Regions from separate parts of the Homo sapiens genome. Here region 1 is linked to region 2. Evidence: read pairs that join two places in POLR2A ChIA-PET (ENCODE). Cell type or tissue: GM12878. All regions are shown on one strand. Links, peaks and the distances in the headings refer to the core of each region. The heading gives the core; the rest is flanking DNA.

The links. Peaks named below come from ENCODE experiments on the same cell type or tissue, not always from the same donor. Only the 100,000 strongest peaks of a DNase experiment are listed, where the experiment ranks them.
Region 1: POLR2A ChIA-PET joins it to region 2 with 12 read pairs; 11 of 35 experiments call an interaction of 5 or more read pairs at or near these places.

What each region holds. Positions count from the first base shown.
Region 1 is chr20:5,753,830-5,761,829 of GRCh38, forward strand. The region is part of intron 1 of SHLD1 (shieldin complex subunit 1); the gene reads left to right. Among named protein-coding and RNA genes, the nearest start is that of SHLD1, 7.4 kb to the left of the region's middle. RefSeq lists an enhancer at 6,801-6,950. In GM12878, for the core only: no CTCF peak of the experiment used is centred there; a DNase peak (open chromatin) is centred at 7,042; H3K4me3 peaks cover 408 bases; H3K27ac peaks cover 2,095 bases.
Region 2 is chr20:5,636,584-5,649,396 of GRCh38, forward strand. No RefSeq gene overlaps it. Among named protein-coding and RNA genes, the nearest start is that of GPCPD1, 32 kb to the left of the region's middle. RefSeq lists enhancers at 10,360-10,409, 10,930-11,069. In GM12878, for the core only: no CTCF peak of the experiment used is centred there; DNase peaks (open chromatin) are centred at 9,058 and 10,750; H3K4me3 peaks cover 2,372 bases; H3K27ac peaks cover 6,245 bases.

The DNA of each region.
Region 1 (8,000 bases), core at 1-8,000, 110 kb after region 2:
ATAAAACCAACCTCATCTTGCCCCAAATGGGGGAGATCCGTTCGGAACCCCCCTCCCTCTGCATGGGAGAGCTTTTCTCTTTTGCCTATTAGACTTTCCTCTCTTAAACACACTCCTTGTGTGTTAGCGTCTTTGATTTCCTTGTCATGAGACAGTGAACCTTGGGTATTACCGCAGACAAACGACGCCGCTTCAGAAGTGCTGGGATTACAGGCATGAGCCACCACACCTAGCCATAATTTGGTATCTTATTGCCACAGAGTCTGTTTTGTCAGTCATATGATCTATTTTTTTTTCTTGAGACAGGGTCTTGCTCTGTCACCCAGGCTGGAATGCAGTGGTGTCATCTCAGCTCACTGCAGCCTCAACCTCCTGGGCTCAAGCAATCCTCCCATCTCAGCCTTCTGAGTAGCTAGGACTACAGGCAGGCACCACCATGCCTGGCTAGTTTTTGTATTTTTTGTAGAGTCGGGTTTTCACCATGTTGCGCAGGCTGGTCTTGAACTCCTGGGCTTAAGTGATCTTCCTGCCTCAGCCTCCCAAAGTGCTGGGACTACAGGTGTCAGCCCCTGCACCTGGCCATGATCTCTATTTTTAACATTAATGCTGGTCATTTGTGCCTAAACTCCAAAAAGAGGTGGTTATAACAAGGTATGTCTGACCTCCTTTCCCATTGTTGATGAAAAAAGCCAAACTCTGTAAAATATTTAAAGAGGTTTATTCCGAGCCAAATATGAGTGACCATGGCCCGTAACACAGCATCAGGAGGTCCTGAGAACTTGTGCCCAAGGTAGTTAGATTACAGCTTGGTTTTATACATTTTAGGCCTCAAAATGTATAAATGTTTGGGGAGAGGGTTTCAGGTCATAGGTGAATTCAAACTGATTGGCAATTGGTTGCTTTGCCTGAAGTGTTGAAATCAGCATAAAGAAATGCTTGAGTTGGGCCGGGCGTGGTGGCTCACGCCTGTAATGCCAGCACTTTGGGAGGCCGACGCGGGCGGATCACCTGAGGTCAAAAGTTCAAGACCAGCCTGGCCAACATGGTGAAACCCCATCTCTACTAAAAATACAAAAATTACCTGGGCGTGGTGGCACATGCCTGTAATTCCAGCTACTCGGGAGGCTGAGGCAGGAGAATTGGTTGAACCTGGGAGGTGGAGGTTGCAGTGAGCCGAGATCGTGCCATTGCACTCCAGCCTGGGCAACAGAGCGAGACCCTGTCTCAAAAAAAAAAAAAGAAAAAAGAAGAGAAATGCTTGAGTTAAGGGGGTTTGTGGGAGCCAAGGTTCTTGTTGTATAGATGAAGCCTCTAAGTAACAGGCTTTAGAGAGAATAGGTACTAAATATCTCTTACAAGGCCTTAAAAGAGGCTTCTGGATGAGACCTACTAAGGCAGGGATCCTCAATCCCCGGGCCATGGACCAGCACCAGTCTGGAGGTGAGTGGCAGGCGAACTAGCATTACTCTCTGAGCTCTGCCTCCTGTTACATCAGTGGTGGTATTAGATTCTCATATGAGTGTGAACCCTATTGTGAACTGCACATGCAAGGGATCTAGGTTGTGTGTTCCTCATGAGAATTTAATGCCTGATGATCGGAAGTAGAACAGTTTCATCCCAAAACCGTCCCCCCACCCCCAGTCCATGGAAAAATTGTCTTCCATGAAACTGGTCCCTGGTGTCAGAAAGGTTGGGGGCTACTGTAGTAAGGGAAGAACATTTTCTTTTTCTTTTTCTTTTTTTTTTTGAGATGGAGTTTCACTCTTGTTGCCCAGGCTGGAGTGGAATGGTGTCATCTAGGCTCACCACAACCTCCGCCTCCCAGGTTCAAGCGGTTCTCCTGCTTCAGCCTCCCCAGTAGCTGGGATTACAGGCACGCACCACCGCGCCTGGCTAATTTTGTATTTTTAGTAGAGACGGGGTTTCTCCATGTTGGTCAGGGTGGTCTCAAACTCTCAACCTCAAGTGATCCGCCCACCTCGGCTTCCTGGAGTGCTGGGATTACAGGCATGGGCCACCACGTCTGGCGGGAAAAACATTTTGATAGCATGCAAATGTCCCCTCAAAAGATGGCTTTGCAGAGCCATTTCAAACTATGACAAAGAAAATATGTTTTGGGGTAAAATCCTTTGATTTCCTTCAGGGCCTGCAGTCATGTGATGCTATACCAGAGTCAGGTTGGAGTTGCGTATCTTATTGCTATGAAGAATCTGTTTTGTCAGTCTTATGATCTCTATTTTAATGTTAAGGCTGGTCAGTTGTGCCTACACTTCGAAGAGAGAAAAGTATAAGGAGGCATCTCTGACCCCCCTTTCCATCATCGCCTGAACTAGTTTTTCAGGTTTTCTTTGTGGCTCATGTCTGTAATCCCAGCACTTCGGTAGGCCAAGGTGGGAGGATTGCTTGGGCCTAGGAGTTTGAGATCAGCCTGGGCAATATAGTGAGACCCCCATCTTTACAAAAAAAAAAAATTTTTAAGCATTATATTGATCTTTAGTGACCTAAATATCAAAGATATTTCTATTTGGGGGACATTGCCATCTTAAAATATTAAGTCTTTTGATCCACGAACATGGGATAGCTTTCCATTCCTTTAGATCTTTTATTTCTTCCAACATTTAAAAATAGTTTTCAGTATACATCTTACATGTCTTTAATGTATTTCTAGGATTGTATTCTTTTCTATGCCATTGTAAATGGAATTGTGTTCTTAATTTTGTGATCATTTATTGCTAGCATACATAAATATGAATGATTTTTCTGCATTGATCTTGTATCATGTGACCTTGTTTAACTTTATTCATTCTATAAGATTTTTTTTAGCAGATTCCTTAGGATTTTCATTTTCTTTCTTTCTTTCTTTTTTTTTTTTTTTTTTTGAGATGGAGTCTCACTCTTGTAGCCCAAGCTGGAGTACAATGACAATCTCAGCTCACTGCAACCTCCGTCTTCCATCAGCTTCCCAAAGTGTTGGGATTACAGGCGTAAGCCACCACATCTGGCCTAGGATTTTCTATATGTAAGATCATATCTGCTAATAGAGATAGTTTTACTGTTCCCTCTCCAATCTGAATGTCCCTGCCTAATTGCCCTGGCTAAGGCTTCTAGTACAATATTGAATAGAAGTGATAAGAGTAGACATCCTTATCTTGTTCCTAATCTTTGAGGGAAAAGCATTCAGTCTTTTACCATGAAGTATGGTATTAATTATGGGTTTTTCTTTTTCTTTTTTTCTTTCTTTCTTTTTTTTTTTTTTTTTTTGAGACAGAGTTGCTCTGTCACCCAGGCTGGAGTACAGTGGTGCAATCTTGGCTCACTGCAACCTCTGCCTCCTGGGTTCAAGTGATTCTTCTGCCTTAGCAGGAGAGTTACAGGGTAGCTGGGATTACAAAGTACACCACCACGCCCAGCTATTTTTTGTATTTTTAGTAGAGATGGGATTTTACCATGTTGGCCAGGCTGGTCTCGAATTCCTGGCCTCAAGCAGTCTGTCCACCTTGACCTCCCAAAGTGCCTGGTGTAAGCCACTATGCCCAGCCTTTTTCTCTCTTTATTTTTTATTTTTTTACTTAGCAACCTACTTGATAAACTATGGGTTTTTCAAAAATGCCCTTTATCAGGTTGAGGAAGTTTATTTCTATTCTAACTTTGTGGAGTATTTTAATCATGAAAGGGTGTTTGACTTTGTCAAAAACTTGTGTGTGTGTGTATATGTGTGTATCTGTTTTGGGTTTTGTCCTTTATTCTACTAATGTAGCATATTACAGCAATTCTTTTCTTTTCTTTTTATGAGATGGAGTTTCACTCTTGTTGCCTAGGCCGGAGTGCAGTGGCACCAACTCTGCTCACTGCAACCTCCGCCTCCCAGGTTCAAGCAATTCTCCTGCCTCAGCCCCCCGAGTACCTGGGATTACAGGTGCCCACCACCACACCTGGCTAATTTTTGTATTTTTAGTAGAGATGGGGTTTCACCATGTTGGCCAGACTGGTTTTGAACTCCTGACCTCAGGTGATCCACCCGCCTCAGCCTCCCAAAGTACTGGGATTACAGGCATGAGCCACCATGCCCAGTCCACATCAATTATTTTCAAATGTTAAAACAACTTTGAATTCCTGGGATTAGGTCCATGTTAGAGTATGATCCTCTTATATGTTGCTAGATTTGATTTCTTGCGCTATCTTTACCTGGCTTTGATGCAGGTAAATACCCTGATGTCAGGGTAATACAGGATGCATAGAGTGAATTGAGAAGCGTTTCCTCCTCTTCCATGTGTTAGAAGCGTTATCCAGGAGAGGGAGATGCACCTCTGCTGGAAGGAAGGACAAGTGCAGTGGGAGGAAGCAGGGTAAATTGGAGAACCTGAAGGAGGTCCATTATGTCAGATGCAGGGACAGTGAGGGGGCCTGAGGTACAAGCTAAGGTGGGGGGATTTGGGCTAGAGATGTTTCTTGGTGGTAATTAATGTCTCAGAGAAGGAAAGGGAAGGGAAGGGAGGGGAGGGGAGGGGAAGGGAGGGGGAGGGGAAGGAGAGGGGGAGGGGAAGGGAAAGGAAGGGAAGGAAGTGAGCTTTGGGCCAAGTATTATTTTTTTTTATATTTTTTTTTTTTAGATGGAGTCTCGCTCTGTTGTCCAGGCTGGAGTGCAATGGCACGATCTCAGCTCACTGCAACCTCCACCCCCTGAGTTCAAGTGATTCTCCTGCCTCAGCCTTCCGAGTAGCTGGGATTATAGGTGTCTGTCATCATGCCTGGCTAATTTTTGTATTTTTAGTAGAGATGGGGGGTTTCACCATGTTGGTCAGGCTGGTCTCAAACTGCTGACCTTGTGATCCACCAACTTCAGCCTCCCAAAGTGCTGGGATTACAGGTGTGAGCCACTGCACCTGGCCTTGGGCCAAGTTTTAAGGAAGTCCATTTTGAGATGGAGGATAGGAACAGGCAAAGAGGTGGGAGGACGCTTTGGGAAGGTCATCCTGAAAAGAAAAGAAGTACCTGCAAGTTATGAGTTGAAATGAGCCAATTGTGGGGTCTTTTGAGAAGTCTGTGGAGGGGAGAGGGGACTAGCTATGAGGAGAGCAGATGTCAAATGTGTTTTTTTTTTTTTCTCATCTTTCTTGACAAGTTTTTTTTTTTTTTTTTTTCTGAGATGGAGTCTCGCACTGCCCACCGGGATAGAGTGCAATGGCGCGATCTCTGCTCACTGCAACCTCCATCTCCTGGCTTCAAGTGATTCTCCTGCCTCAGCCTCCCAAGTAGCTAGGATTACAGGCACCCGCCACCACGCCCAGCTAATTTTTTGTATTTTTAGTAGAGACGGGGTTCCGTTATGTTGCCAGGCTGGTCTCAAACTCCTGACCTCGTGATCCGCCCACCTCGGCCTCCCAAAGTGCTGGGATTACAGGCATGAGCCACGGTGCCCAGCCGACACCTTTTTTTAATTAATTTTTTTTTTGAAAGTCTTGCTCTATTGCCCAGGCTGGAGTACAGTGGTGCAATCTCAGCTCACTGCAACCTCTGCCTCTTGGCTTCAAGCGATTCTCATGCCTCAGCCTCTCCAGTAGCTGGGATTATGGGTGTCCACAACCACGCCCAGATAATTTTTTGTATTTTTACTAGAGATGGGATTTCACCATGTTGGCAAGGCTGGTCTCGAACTTCTGGCCCCAAGTGATCCACCCACCTTGGCCTCCTAAAGTGCTGGGATTACGGTCTAAAAATTTTTTAGACAGGGTCTAGCTCTGCTGCTCAGGCTGGAGTGCAGTGGCATAATCACAGCTGACTGTAGCCTCGACCTCCTGAGCTCAAGTGATCCTCCCACCTCAGCCTCCTAAGTAGCTGGGAGTACTGGTACTTGCCACCACGACTTGCTAATTTTTTTTGTTTGTTTGTTTTGTAGAGATGGGGTTTCACCATGTTACCCAGGCTGGTCTCAAATTATTGGGCTCAAGCAATCTACCTGCCTTGGCTTCCCAAATTGCTAGGATTGCAGGCATTAGCCACTGTGCCCAGCCAACTTTTTATTTTGATATAATTTTATATCTTAAAAAAAATGCAAGACTAGTACAAAGAGTTCCCAAATAATGTTTTCCAGATTCATCAGTTATCTACACTTGCACCATTTAACCATTTACTTTATCATTCTCTGTCTCTGTATTTTTATACACACACACACACACACACATATACATATACATCTATATTTGACAGTATATTGCAGACATCATGTCTCCTTATCTTTAAATATTTAAGTGGCATTTCCAATGAACATCCTCTTTTTTGTTGAAAATGGGGGAGATTTGGGTATGTTGAAGAGTTTAAGTGAAAGGTCCAGTCGAACAGAAAACAGAGAAGGGATTGTTGTTGCTGAAGGCTTCTGGAAAGGTCTAGAGAGTGGGATGTAAAACCCAGGTGTGTGTGTGTGAGGGGGGCCTTTGCTAGGGGAGGGTCAGCTCCGCAGTTGCAAGGAGAGGTGAAGTGGAGTGCAGGTGTGGGAGGCTTTGTTATGTTTGATAGGGGAGTTTAGGAAGTTCCTCTCTGCTGGCTTCTGTATGTGTGTGTGTGTGAATTAAGGACCAAGATGAGGCCGGGCTTGGTGGCTTACACCTGTAATCCCAACACTTTGGGAGGCTGAGACGGGTGGATCACCTAAGGTCAGGAGTTCATGACCAGCCTGACCAACATGGCAAAACCCTGTCTCTACTTAAAATACAAAAATTAGTCGGGCATGGTGGCTTGCACCTGTAGTCCTGGCTATCCGGGAGGCTGAGGCAGGAGAATTGCTTGAGCCCGGGAGGAGGAGGTTGCAGTGAGCCGAGATCATGCCACTGCACTCCAGCCTGGGCGACAGAGCGAGACTCTGTCTAAAAAATAAAAAAAAAACAACAAGGTGATTATGAAAAAGAGGAGGAAGGTGTGTGAGTGTTGGAGGAGGGTCTGCATTGAAGAAGAGTGGAGAAAACATGAAGTGGTCAAGGAGAAGAGAAGAGACAGTTACGAAATAAGCATTTTAGTATTCATTTAGTGAGACAGCCTGTTTCAGGTTGACACTTGTTCACCTAGAGCACAGCCAATCTGCCCTGTTTGGTGACTCACATGGAGAGTGAGGGGTGGTTGAGTTCATCTAGGCTGGGGTTTTGCCAAAGGGGTGTGATGAAAGGACAAAATGGGGAGGGGGAGGGAAGTTTAGGACATTAACAAGATTATGGATCATAGAACGTACTGGATAAGGATGAAAGAAGCTGCAGCCATAAAAAACAATGAGTTCATGTCCTTTGCAGGGACATGGATGAAGCTGGAAGCCATCATTCTCAGCAAACTAACACAGGAGCAGAAAACCAAACACCACATGTTCTCACTCATAAGTGGGAGTTGAACAGTGAGAACACAGGGACACAGGGAGGGGAACATCACACACTGGGGCCTGTCAGGGGTTAGGGTCAAGGGGAAAGAGAGCATTAAGACAAATATCTAATGCATGCAGGGCTTAAAACCTAGATGACGGGTTGATAGGTGCAGTAAACCACCATGGCACATGTATACCTACATAACAAATATGCACCTTCTGCACATGTATCCCAGGACTTAAAGTAAAATTAAAAAAAAAAAAAGGATGAAAGAAACAAAATGGCCCCTGGATGGGAAACAGAGGAGCAAGTGAACTAGAGGCAGGCTGAGAAGATAGGAGCCTGTAATTTGTTTCTTAATGATTACTATTTTACTTATCAGAGCTAGCCATCAGTGAGCCACAGATACTGTGCTAAATATTTTTCATGTCTTAATTTCTTTTTTTTTTTTTTGAGATGGAGGCTCACTTTGTCGCCCAGGCTGGAGTGCAGTGGTGTGATATCGGCTCACTGCAACCTCCGCTTCCCAGGTTCAAGTGATTCTCCTGCCTCAGCCTCCCAAGTAGCTGGGATTACAGGTGCACGCCACCGCGCCCAGCTAATTTTTGTATTTTTAGTAGAGATGGGGTTTTACCATGTTGGCCAGGCTGCTCTCGA
Region 2 (12,813 bases), core at 4,304-12,303:
AATTAGCCAGGCCTGATGGCACATGCCTGTGGTCCCAGCTACATGGGAGGTTGAGGCAGGAGAATTGCTGGAGCCTGGGAGATCGAGACTGCACTGAGCCGTGATAGTGCCACTGTGCTCCAGCCTGGGTGACAGAGCAAGACTCTGTCTTAAACAAACAAATGAAGAAGATGTGGATGTTCCTGCAGGGGCCAAGGCCCTCGGCCCCCTGGAGATTTGAAAACCACTGACAGGCAGATTAATTGGAGAAAGGCATACAAATTTATTTGACATGTATACACGGGAGCCTTCAGAATGAAAACTCAAAGATACAGGAAAAAATGTCGATTTTTATGCTTGGGTTCAACAAAGTATGGACAGCCAGGTAACTGGAAAAAAAGGGCAAGATCTAATGTTAATAGACTGAATGAGGAGCCCAGCAAGGCCTGTCTGTCTAGATTCCTGGCCTCTCCGAGTAGCACTACTTCCTTCTGGGTGTGGGGCAAGACCCTCTCTGGAATAGGGGTCTTATGGCCTACAGTCAAACAAGGTAGGCCAGATAATTAGAATTTTTTCTTTTCTTTCTTTCTTTTTTTTTTTTTTTTTTTTTTTGAGATAGGATCTCTCTCTGTCTCTCTGCCATGTCTGGTAACTTTTTTTTTTTTTTTTTTTTTGAGACAGAGTCTTGCTCTGTCACCAGGCTGGAGTGCAGTGGCACGATCTTGGCTCACTGCAACCTCTGCCCCCCAGGTTCAAGCCATTCTTCTGCTTCAGCCTCCCAAGTAGCTAGGCTTACAGGTGCCCATCACCACGCCCAGCTAATTTTTGTATTTTTAGTAGAGACGGGGTTTCATCTTGTTGGCCAGGATGGTCTCGATCTCCTGACCTCATGATCCGCCTGCCTCGGCCTTCCAAATTGCTGGGATTACAGGCATGAGCCACCGTGCCTGGCCAACATGTCTGGCAACTTTTTAAATTGTGTTCACTGCAACTTCCATCTTCTGAGTTCAAGCAATTTTCTTGCTTCAGCCTTCTAAGTATCTAGGACTACAGGTGTGCATCACCATGCCTGGCTAATTTTTATATTTTAGTGAAGACAGAGTTTCGCCATGTTGGCCAGGCTAGTCTCGAACTCCTGACTTCAAGTGATCTGCTTGCCTTGGCCTCCCAAAGTGCTGTGATTACAGGCTTGAGCCACTGTGCCTGGCCAACTTTTAAAATTTTTTTGCAGAGATGATGTTTCACTATGTTGCCCAGGCTGGTCTCAAACTCCTGGCTTCAAACAATCCTCCCACCTCAGCCTCCCAAAGTGGGATTACAGGCTTGAGCCACCACACTTGGCCCCAATTTTATTAAATGCCCATTTATCATGCCTAGGGTGTTTGATGTCACTTCATGTGCCATGGTAAAATGAAAATCTTGCATAAGCACTACTGTTTATTACCTCTCCTCCTGAACCTGAGAAGCTGAGCTGGAGGAGGTCATACAGCCAGACAAATGGTTCCGTTACAAAACAAGGATTCCTAGTGTTTCCCTGATTAATTCCTTCTTTCATTGTTCTGATTATTTTTGCTACAGAACAAATCACTCCAAAACTTAGCAGCTTAAAACCACCATTTTATTATCTTTTTCAGTTCTATAGGCTGACTGGGCTCAGCAGGAAGGTTCTTGTTCAGGATTTCTATGCAGTTGGAGTAAGATGGCAGCTGGGGCTGGAGTGGGCCTAAAAGCTGAACCAGATTTCCAGAATGGCTCCTCCTCTTCCTCCTCCTCCTCCTCCTCCTCCTTCTTCCTCTATTACTATTATTATTGAGACAGGGTCTCACTGTCACCAAGGCTGGAGTGCAGTGGCTCAATCATAGCTCATTGTAGCATCAAACTCCTGGGCTCAAATGTTCCTCCCACCTCAGCCTCCTGAGTAGTTGGGACTATAGTCATGTGCTACCACGGCCAGCTAATTTTCAAATTTTTCATAGAGATGTGTGTGGTGGGGGAGCAGTTCTCACTATGTTGCAGGCTAGTCTTGAACTCCTGGCCTCACTCAATCCTGCCTTGGCCTCCCAAAGTGCTGGGTTTACAGGTGTGAGCCACCATGTCCGTCCAAAGATGGCATCTTTTTTTTTTTATTGATCATTCTTGGGTGTTTCTCGCAGAGAGGGATTTGGCAGGGTCATAGGACAACAGTGGAGGGGAGGTCAGCAGATAAACAAGTGAACAAAGGTCTCTGGTTTTCCTAGGCAGAGGACCCTGCGGCCTTCCGCAGTGTTTGTGTCCCTGGGTACTTGAGATTAGGGAGTGGTGATGACTCTTAACGAGCCTGCTGCCTTCAAGCATCTGTTTAACAAAGCACATCTTGCACCGCCCTTAATCCATTTAACCCTGAGTGGACACAGCACATGTTTCAGAGAGCACCAGGTTGGGGGTAAGGTCATAGATCAACGGCATCCCAAGGCAGAAGGATTTTTCTTAGTACAGAACAAAATGGAGTCTCCTATGTCTACTTCTTTCTACAGAGACACAGCAACCAACTGATTTCTCTATCTTTTCCCCACATTTCCCCCTTTTCTATTCGACAAAACCGCCATCGTCATCATGGCCCGTTCTCAATGAGCTGTTGGGTACACCTCCCAGACGGGGTGGCAGCCGGGCAGAGGGGCTCCTCACTTCCCAGAAGGGGAGGCCGGGTGGAGGCGCCCCCCCACCTCCCGGACGGGGCGGCTGGCCGGGGGGCGGCTGCCCCCCACCTCCCTCCCGGACGGGGTGGCTGGCGGGGCGGGGGCTGTCTCCCGCCTCCCTGATGGGGCGGCTGCCAGGCGGAGATGCTCCTCACTTCCCAGACGGGGCGGCTGCCGGGTGGAGGGGCTCCTCACTTCTCAGACGGGGCGGCCGGGCAGAGACGCTCCTCACCTCCCAGACGGGGTCGCGGCCGGGCAGAGGCGCTCCTCACATCCCAGACGGGGTGGCGGGGCAGAGGCGCTCCCCACATCTCAGACGATGGCGGCCAGGCAGAGACGCTCCTCACTTCCCAGACGGGGTGGCGGCCGGGCAGAGGCTGCAATCTCGGCACTTTGGGAGGCCAAGGCAGGCGGCTGGGAGGTGGAGGTTGTAGCGAGCCGAGATCACGCTACTGCACTCCAGCCTGGGCACCATTGAGCACTGAGTGAACGAGACTCCGTCTGCAATCCCGGCACCTCGGGAGGCCGAGGCTGGCGGATCACTCGCGGTCAGGAGCTGGAGACCAGCCCGGCCAACACAGGGAAACCCTGTCTCCACCAAAACAATACGAAAACCAGTCAGGCGTGGCGGCGCGCGCCTGCAATCGCAGGCACTCGGCAGGCTGAGGCAGGAGAATCAGGCAGGGAGGTTGCAGTGAGCAGAGATGGCGGCAGTACAGTCCACCTTCGGCTCGGCATCAGAGGGAGACCGTGGAAAGAGAGGGAAAGGGAGACCATGGGGAGAGGGAGAGGGAGACCGTGGGGAGAGGGAGAGGGAGACCGTGGGGAGAGGGAGCTGCAGGTTTCTTTATCGGTATTGATCAGATGGCGTCTTTACTTACACGCCTGGTAGCTAATTGGAGTGGCTGAAACAGCTGAGGCTGGTTTTCTCTTTTCAAGTACTTTTCCACATGGCTAAATTGGGCTTCCTTACAACATGGTGGGTTAAAGAGAATCACACATCTCACATGGTAACTGGCTTCCCTAGGGGGTTATTTTTAATCTACCATGATAATGTAATCAATAAAAGATTTTTTAAGTGTAGGGAGGTAAGAAGCCCTGATGAATACAGGCTGGGCAGTGTTTGATCTGAAGGCAAGTTCTCAGGACCTACTCAACTATATGTTAGCTCCTTTTGCTTTTTTGAGACTTAGTCTTGATCTGTCATCCAGGCTGGAGTGCAGTAGTGTGATTTCGACTTACTGCAACCTCTGCCTGCTGGGTTCAAGTGATTCTCCTGCCTCAGCCTCCCAAGTAGCTAGGGTTACAGGTGCCCACCAACCAAGCCTGGCTAATTTTTGTATTTTTAGTAGAGACGGGGTTTCACCATGTTGGCCAGGCTGGTCTTGAACCCCTGACCTCAAGTGATCTGTCTGCCTCAACCTCCCAAAGTGCTGGGATTATAGGCGTGAGCCACCATGGCCGGCCTTTTTTTTTTTTTTTCTTCAGACAGAGTCTCACTCTGTTGCCCAGGCTGGAGTGCAGTGGTGCAATTTGGCTCACTGCAACTTCCACCTCCTGGTTCAAGCAATTCTCCTGCCTTGGCCTCCTGAGTAGCTGGGACTACAGGTGCCCACCACCACACCCTGCTGATTTTTGTATTTTTAGTAGAGACAGGGTTTTGTCATGTTGGCCAGGCTGGTCTTGAACTCCTGACGTCAGGTGATCCACCCTCCTCAGGCTGCCAAAGTGCTGGGATTACAGGCGTGAGCCACTGCACCCGGCCCCTTCTGCTCTTTCCTGCATCTCAAAACATGCATATGCACAGAAAAACTGTCTCCTCTCCTTACCCCCTGCCTTGGATCCTTCACCCCATGTTTTCTGTTTTCTAAAATTCCTCAATTACATACCTGAATTTAAAACAATCCTCTTTAATATATGTGAACCTTTCCTTCCCGGAGGTCATGAAGCTGTTCCCAGTCATTTAATCCCAGCGATGTATTATTTATCTATTGCCATATAACAATTCACCCCAAACTTAGTGGCTTGAAACAATAAACATTTTATATTGCAGTTTCTGTGGGTCAGAAGACTAGAAGCAGTTTAGCTGAGTGGTTCTGGTTTGGGGTTTCTTGGGAGGCTGCAGACAAGATGTCAGCTGGGGTTGTAGTTATCTGAAGGCTTGCCTGGGGCTGGCAGATTTACTTCCAAGAGGGCTTGCTCACATAGTGCTGGTTATTAGCCGGAACCTTCAGAGCCTCCCTATGAGGGACTGCTTTACTGTTCTCATGATATGATGGCAGCCTTCCTCAGAGTAAGCAATCCAAGAGAGAACAAGGATCAGGCTGCAATGTTTTTGTGTGAGCTAGCCTCAGAAGCCATCCTCTGTCATTTCTGTAATATCCCATTGGTCACATAGGTCAGTCCTATTCAATGAGAAAGGGTATGAACACCAGGAGGTGGTGGGAGACTGGGCCAAGGGAAAGCTAATATTGAGGGGAGAAAAGAAGAGACAGGCTAAGCGTGGTGGCTCATGCCTGTAATCCCAGCACTTTGGGAGGCTGAGGCAAAAGAGTCACTTCAGTCTAGGAGTTCGAGACCAGCCTGGGCAACATGGTAACAACCCATCTCTACAGAAAATTTTAAAAATTAATTTTAAAAAGGTGAGGAGGCTGGGTGCGGTGGCTCACGCCTGTAATCCCAGCACTTTGGGAGGCCAAGGCAGGCAGATCACGGGAGCTCAAGAATTCAAGACCAGCCTGGCCAACATGGTGAAACCCAGTCTCTACTAAAAATATAAAAATTAGCCAGGAGTGGTAGTGTGCACCCATAATCCTAGCTACTCAGGAGGCTGAGGCAGAAGAATCGCTTGAACCTGGGAGGCGGAGGTTGCAGTGCGCTGACTGTGCTCCAGCCTGGGCAACTGAGCGAGACTCCATCTAAAAAAAAAAAGAGGAAACAAAGGAGGTATGTAATATTGGAGCCAGGATCATTTTAAGGAAAACTCAAGCACTAATTTGAGTCCCAGAGCTGGGAATAGAGATGAAGTTCTTGAGACCTGGTTGTCCTTGACACGTGTTGCAGAAGAGGAGGGAAAACAGAAGTGAGAATGACAGACCCATTTTTCCTCTTTCAATGTTATTTTTGCACTAACAGAAGGAGACAAGCTGCCCTTGCCCTTAAAAGGTCATTTTCAATCTCTTGGCCAGACTAGAAGGAGAATATTTCTCCTGAATAATTAATTGGTTTTAAGAAGATGGAAAGATATTTTTAGCTTCTAAGAAGAAATCAGGGTCGCTTGAATGATATCTTTATTCAACAAGGACACAGTCTTTCAGGAAGTTTACTTGTGCCAATGTAATTAGTAGTTGCTTTACAGGACAATGCTGTGCAGGTTTCACGCTGTGATGAAAGGAGATGATTTTCCAGTTACTGTTAATTGAAAATTGAAGCAAAGTGAACTTTGCAATCAAAACAGGAAGGGAAAACCAGACTGCAATAAGACAATAACCTTAGAGCTTTGTTCTTTCACAACACACAGAGAAGAAGCAAAGGGTTTTTTAAACTACTTTCATCTGGGCCAAATTTCTTGGAAGAATGCCCTCTGCCTGCCATCTACTTCCCTCTGGCTTGGCTTTTGCCCCAACCACCACTTCACTGAACCTGCTTTCATTATGGCCAACAAGGACTCCATGTTGCCTAACCCACTGGACATTTTTCTGTTTTGTGTTTTCTGATCTCTAAGCAACATTGACTCAATTGACCACTCACTGTTTCTGAAAATACTTTCCTTCTAGTTTCAGGGATGCCATTTTCTCCTTGTTTGTCATCTCCCTGGCCATCTATTTAAGGTCTTCCTCCATTATCCAACCTCTAAATGTTAAGGATCCTGGTCAGGCACAGTGGCTCATGCATGTAATCTCAGAACTTTGGGAGGTTGAGGTGGGAAAATCACTTGAAGACAGGAGTTCAAGACCAGACTGGCCAGTATAGTGAGACCCCCATCTCAACTTTTATTTATTTATTTATTTTTTTGAGAGGGAGTTTCACTCTGTCACCCAGGCTAGAGTGCAGTGGCATGATCTCAGCTCACTGCAACCTCCGCCTCCCGGTTTCAAGAGATTCTCCTGCCTCAGCCTCCTGAGCAGCTGGGATTACAGGTGCCTGCCACCGTGGCTGGCTAATTTTTGCATTTTAATAAAGACGAAGTTTCACCATGTTGACTAGCCTGGTCTCCAACCCCTGACCTCAAGTGATCTGTCTGCCTTAGCCTCCCAAAGTGCTGGGATTACAGGTGTGAACCACCGCGCATGGCTCCCATCTCTACTTTTTAATAAAAAGAGAATAATAATAATAAAGCTGAGAATCTTAATCATTGCGTGTCTTCTCTTTTTCTTTTCTTTTTTTTTGAGGTGGAGTCAGGCTGGAGTGCAATGGCAGGGTCTCGGCTCACTGCAACCTCCGCACTATCCTGCCTCCCAAGTAGCTGGGATTACAGGCATGTGCCACTACTCCCCGCTAGTTTTGGTATTTTTAGTAGAGATGGGGTTTCACCACATTGGCCAGGCTGGTCTCGGAATCCTGACTTCAGGTGATCCACTCGCCTTGGTCTCCCAAAATACTGGGATTACAGGCGTGAGCCGCCACACCCAGCCACATCTCTGCTCTTTCTGTGCTTTCTGTCATATAAGTACTGCACTTTAAGCAATTGCACTACTGGAGCTCCTCTGTTCTCTTTCTGAATGATTTTATCCAATCCCATGGCTTTAATGCCATCTTGATACCAGCATTATCAACATTTATATCTCCAGCCCTGATCTCTTCCTGGAACTTCAGACTGTTATAATTCACCTGCCTTCTTAATATTCCAACCAGGAAATTCATAGACAGCACAATGTATCGCCTTGGTTCCTCCCTTCCCAAACCTGTTCTCCCACAGTAGGCCTTACTTGTCTTGTAGGTAGCACCACCTCCTATTTAACCACACTAGTAGGAAATTTCATTATATCTGGATTCATTTTTTCTCCCCACTCTCTACATCCAATTCATCACAAGTCTTGTTCATTCTGTATCCAAAGCCATTTCAAACTTGTCCACCTCCATTACCACCCCACCTCCTTACCCTCTCCATTACCACCCCATCTCCTTGCCCTATCCAACCCATTCTCTACCCAGAAAATAGGTCTATCTTAAAAAATAAAAATCAGATCACTCACAGTCTATGCAACATCCTTCATTGGATTCCCACTACACTTAGAACTAAATATAAACTTAGGCCTGGCACAGTGGCTTACACCTGTAATCCCAGCACTCTGGGAGGCCAAGGCAGGCCAATCACCTGAGGTCAGGAGTTGGAGACCAGCCTGGCCAACATGGCGAAACCTGTCTCTACTAAAAATACAAAAATTAGCCAGGCATAGTGGCAGGCACCTGTAATCCCAGCTACTTGGGAGGCTGAGGCAGGAGAATCACTTGAACCCAGGAGGCAGAGGTTGGGGTGAGTTGAGATCGCGCCACTGCACTCCAGCCTGGATGACAGAGCAAGACTCCATCTCAAAATAAATAAATAAATAAAAATAAACTTGTAGTGTCCTCTAAACTGCTACAGGACCTGGCTTCTACCCATCCTCCCAAGTGCAAGCTCATTTCATGCCACTCTGTCTTTGGCACACAATGCCAGTCCTGTCCAGCCTAGAGGTCTTTGCTATACTGTTCCTTCATCCTAGAAGCTCTTCCCCTACTCTTCCCATGCTAGCTTTGTCTCTTCCTCTGGGCCTTAGCTTAATTATTGTCCACTAAAGCAGACTTTCTGACCATCCTATCTGAAGTAAGCTTCTTTGTTTCCTTTATTCTCTTTTTAGCTCCTTCTTCCCCTCAGTCCTCACAGTTATTCCCACAGTCATAATGCCAACCCAATTTTTCCACAAATGAGGAAACAGAAAGACTTTTTAGGAACTTGTTAGATTTTAGACAAATCAAACACCACATAAACAACAAACTGCTTCTCTCCTAACTGGGCATCCTGCTGGATATGACCAGTCATACCCAATTCCACCCATATCTAAAAATTGAAAGGCTAACTGAGCATGGGGGTACACACCTATAGTCCCAGCTACTTGGGAGGCTGAGGTGGGAGGATCACTTGAACCTGGGAAGTTGAGGCTGCAGTGAGCCAAGATTGTGCCACTGCACTCCAGCCTGTGTGACAGAGTGAGACTCTGTCTCAAAAAAACCCAACTAGTTTTTAAAAAGTAAATACTGATAAGGTGAATCGGCATCTCAAACCCAAAATGAGGATACTCTTGAGACCCCCTTCAGTGGAAAGTGTGTAATGACCCAGATCCTGTTTTGCTGCAATCTTGGCCCTACATGACACAGCGGCATTCAACCGAACACGTAAAGACGAGAATAACTTTCTCACGAGTCTCATTTCCTGTGTTTTATATTAGAGCTCATTGTTGTTCTCTTTTTATTCCTCCTCTAAGACCAAAGTCCCATGAGATGGACCTTGGTAGAGTGAAAAAGGGTTTGAACTCAACTCAAATGCTATATGAGTGCATGCATGAAACTCCAGAATGGGCTCCAGCACTTTCAAATTTTTTTTCATTGACACTATCCACATGTAGAAAACATACCCTGTAAAGTACAACTTCTCCCTTTTGTTTCTAAGGTGAAAACTTAGGTCATATGCACGGAGCTGACAACAGATCACCCAATAATTATGTGATTGAAGTTGTCACTTATTTGGGTAAAACCTACTCAGGAATTTGAATTCTCTTCTAACAACTTGAACAGCTTCTCTTCTGTTTTGTTAATAAATCACTAAGTATGGCATACAAATCACCAGCAAGTTTTCGGAGAATTAAACTTACTGAAGCTCCTGCTTTCCAGCATTTTTATTTTATTTTATTTTATTTTTTGAGACGAAGTCTCGCTCTGTCGCGCAGGCTGGAGTTCAGTGGCACAATCTCGGCTCACTGCAACCTCTGCCTCCCAGGTTCAAGCAAGTCTCCTGACTCAGCCTCCCTAGTAGCTGGGATTACAGGCACGTGCCACTATGCCCAGCTAATTTTTTTTTTTTTTTTTTTGAAACGGAGTTTCGCTCTTGTTGCCCAGGCTGGAGTGCAATGGCATGATCTCAGCTCACTGCAACCTCCACTTCTTGGGTTCAAGCGATTCTCCTGCTTAGCCTCCCGAGTAGCTGGGAGGCTGAGGCAGGAGAATCGCTTGAGCCCGGGATGAGGAGGTTGCAGTGAGCCGACATGGCGCCACTGCACTCCAGCCCCAGCCTGGGCAACAAGAGTGAAACTCCATCTCAAAAAAAAAAAAAAAGAAAAAGAAAAAGAAAGTGAGTCACTTGATACCACAAAGAATATAGGCTCCTTTGTGAGCTAAAATTTCTAGATCTATAACTCAACAAAGGTGATTTATGACTTTTATAAATGTTGGAGGCCGGGCACAGTGCCTGACACTTGTAATCCAGCAAGTTGGGAAGGCAAGGTGGGCAGATTGCTTGAGCCCAGAAGTTTGAGATCAGCCTGGGCAACATGATGAAACCCCATCTCTACAAAAATAGAAAAATTAGCCAGGTGTGGTGGCATGCACCTGTAGTCCCAGCTACTCAAGACGCAGAGGTGGGGGGATCACCTAAGCCCAGGAAGTCGAGCGAACCGTGATTATGCAACTGCACTCCAGACTGGGTGACAGACTGAGACCCTGTCTCAAAAAAATAATAAAGTTAAATTAAAAATTAAGTGCAGCTGGGTGCGACGGCACACACCTGTAATCCCAGCATGTCCAGAGGCTGATGTGGGTGGATCACAAGGTCAGGAGTTCAAGACCAGCCTGGCCAAGATGGTGAAACCCCATCTCTACTAAAAATACAAAAATTAGCTGGGCATGGTGGTGGGCACCTGTAGTCCCAGCCACTCGGGAGGCTGAGGCACGAGAATGGCGTGAACCCGGGAGGTGGAGCTTGTAGTGAGCAGAGATCATGCCACTGCACTCCAGCCTGGGCGACAGAGCGAGACTCCATCTCAAAAAAAAAGAAAAGTGAGTCACTAGATACCATAAAGGGCAAAATTCCCAGGCTCATCTGTCCCTGAGGAAACGTTGAGGAGGAAATGTGGTTAGTTGTTTGTTTATATTTGTTTCTATAAGGAAGAAAGCTTGAGGTAGAGCTGAAATGCTTTTGCATTTTCTCATGCCACTTTAATACAGTCTCTATTCAGGACTCAGTGAAAACTTTTAAAAGAATATCAAGAGAAATATTTTTGTTGCTGTCGTTGTTTTAACCATAAGAATCATGACTGGGCTAAGAGATTTCCCTAAACTGTCCAAGCATGCTGTAGCTGCTAAGGCCATTTTCTTGGCTGCTTCTATTTTTCTTTTTTTTATGACCTATATTGCCTCCAGATTGGCTGCTTCTAAAGGGGTTGTTCGTACTGGGCTCTGAACTGAGTTACCCAGTTTAACTTCTATGTAGAAAATTACACCAGCTCTGGCCAGGTGCAGTGGCTCATGCTGTAATCCCAGCACTTTGGGAGACCAAGGCGGGTGGATCACCTGAGGTCAAGAGTTTGAGACCATCCTGGCCAACATGGTGAAACCCCGTCTCTACTAAAAATACAAAAAATTAGCCGGGTGTGGTGGCGGGTGCCTGTAGTCCCAGCTACTTGGGAGGCTGAGGCAGGAGAATTGCTTGAACCCGGCCGGGATGAGGAGATTTCAGTGTGCCGACATGGCGCCACTGCACTCCAGCCTGGGCAACAAGAGCGAAACTCCATCTCAAAAAAAAAAAAAGAAAAAAAACGACATCAGCTCTATCTCGAATTCAGTGTCTGGTGAAATTCTGAAAGAACTTAAGAAATGCTATGAGACAGGAGACACAAGACGCAACTCTGTCTTCATTGCTCAACAAATGCTAACAGGGTGTGTGCTTCTGTTCTCAATGAGTCAGACAGATTGGCCAGCTCTGAGCTCTGTTTAATTTGGTCCCACAGGCATGGGCCTCCTTCAAACACTGTCACTTCCAGAAAGTAAAGCAAGACACAAAACAAAACAAAATATCTCAGAGCTGGAAGAGACCTGAGGGATCACCTCCTCCAACATTCTCACTTAAAAAAGAAAAAAATCTAGGCTGGATGCAGTGGCTCATGTCTGTAATCCCAGCACTTTGGGAGGCCGAGGTGGGCAGATGACTTGAGGCCAGGAGTTTGAGGCCAGCCTGGCCAACATGGTGAAAGCCCATCTCAACCAAAAATATAAAAAGTAGCCGGGTGTGGTGGCGTGCGCCTGTAATTCCAGGTACTCGGGAGGCTGAGGCACGATAACTGCTTGAACCCAGGAGGCAGAAGTTGCAGCGAGCTGAGATGGCACCTCTGCACTCCAACCTGGGCAACAAAGTAAGTTCTTGTCTAAAAACAAAAACAAACAAAAACCTATCACTTCTATTATTACTATTATTATTATTATTATTATTATTATTATTATTATTTTCTTTGAGATGGAGTCTTGTTCTGTCACCCAAGCTGGAGTGCAGTGGTGCTATCTCAGCTCACTGTAACCTCCACCTCCCGGGTTCGAGCAATTTTCCTACCTCAGCCTCCCAAGCAGCTGGGACTACAGGCACGCACCACCACGCCCAGCTAATTTTTGTATTTTTAGTAGAGACAGGGTTTCACCATATTGGCCAGGCTGGTCTGGAACTCCTGACCTTGTGATCCACCCACCTCAACCTCCCAAAATGCTGGGATTACAGGCATGAGCCACTGTACCCAGCCAAAAACCTATGACTTCTAATTCAACTTTTTTGTTGTTGTTGTTTTCGAGACAGGGTCTCGCTCTGTTGCCCAGGCTGGAATGCAGTGGTGCCATCTAGGTTCACTGAAGCCTTGACAGCCCGGGTTCAAGTGATTCTCCTGCCTCAGCCTCCCAAGTAGCTGGGATTATAGGCCTGCACCACCACATCTGGCTATTTTTTTTATTTTTTGCAGAGACAGGATTTCACCATGTTTCTCAGGCTGGTCTTGAACAGGCCTGGGACACTGTACCTGGCCTGAAATTTTTGTTTTAAAAAATCATTGACCAATTTTTTTGTTTTGGAGTTTTGATAAAACAGAGTAGAATTTTCCTACGTTCTTTTTTTTTTTTTTTTTTGAGACAAAGTTTCACTGTTGTT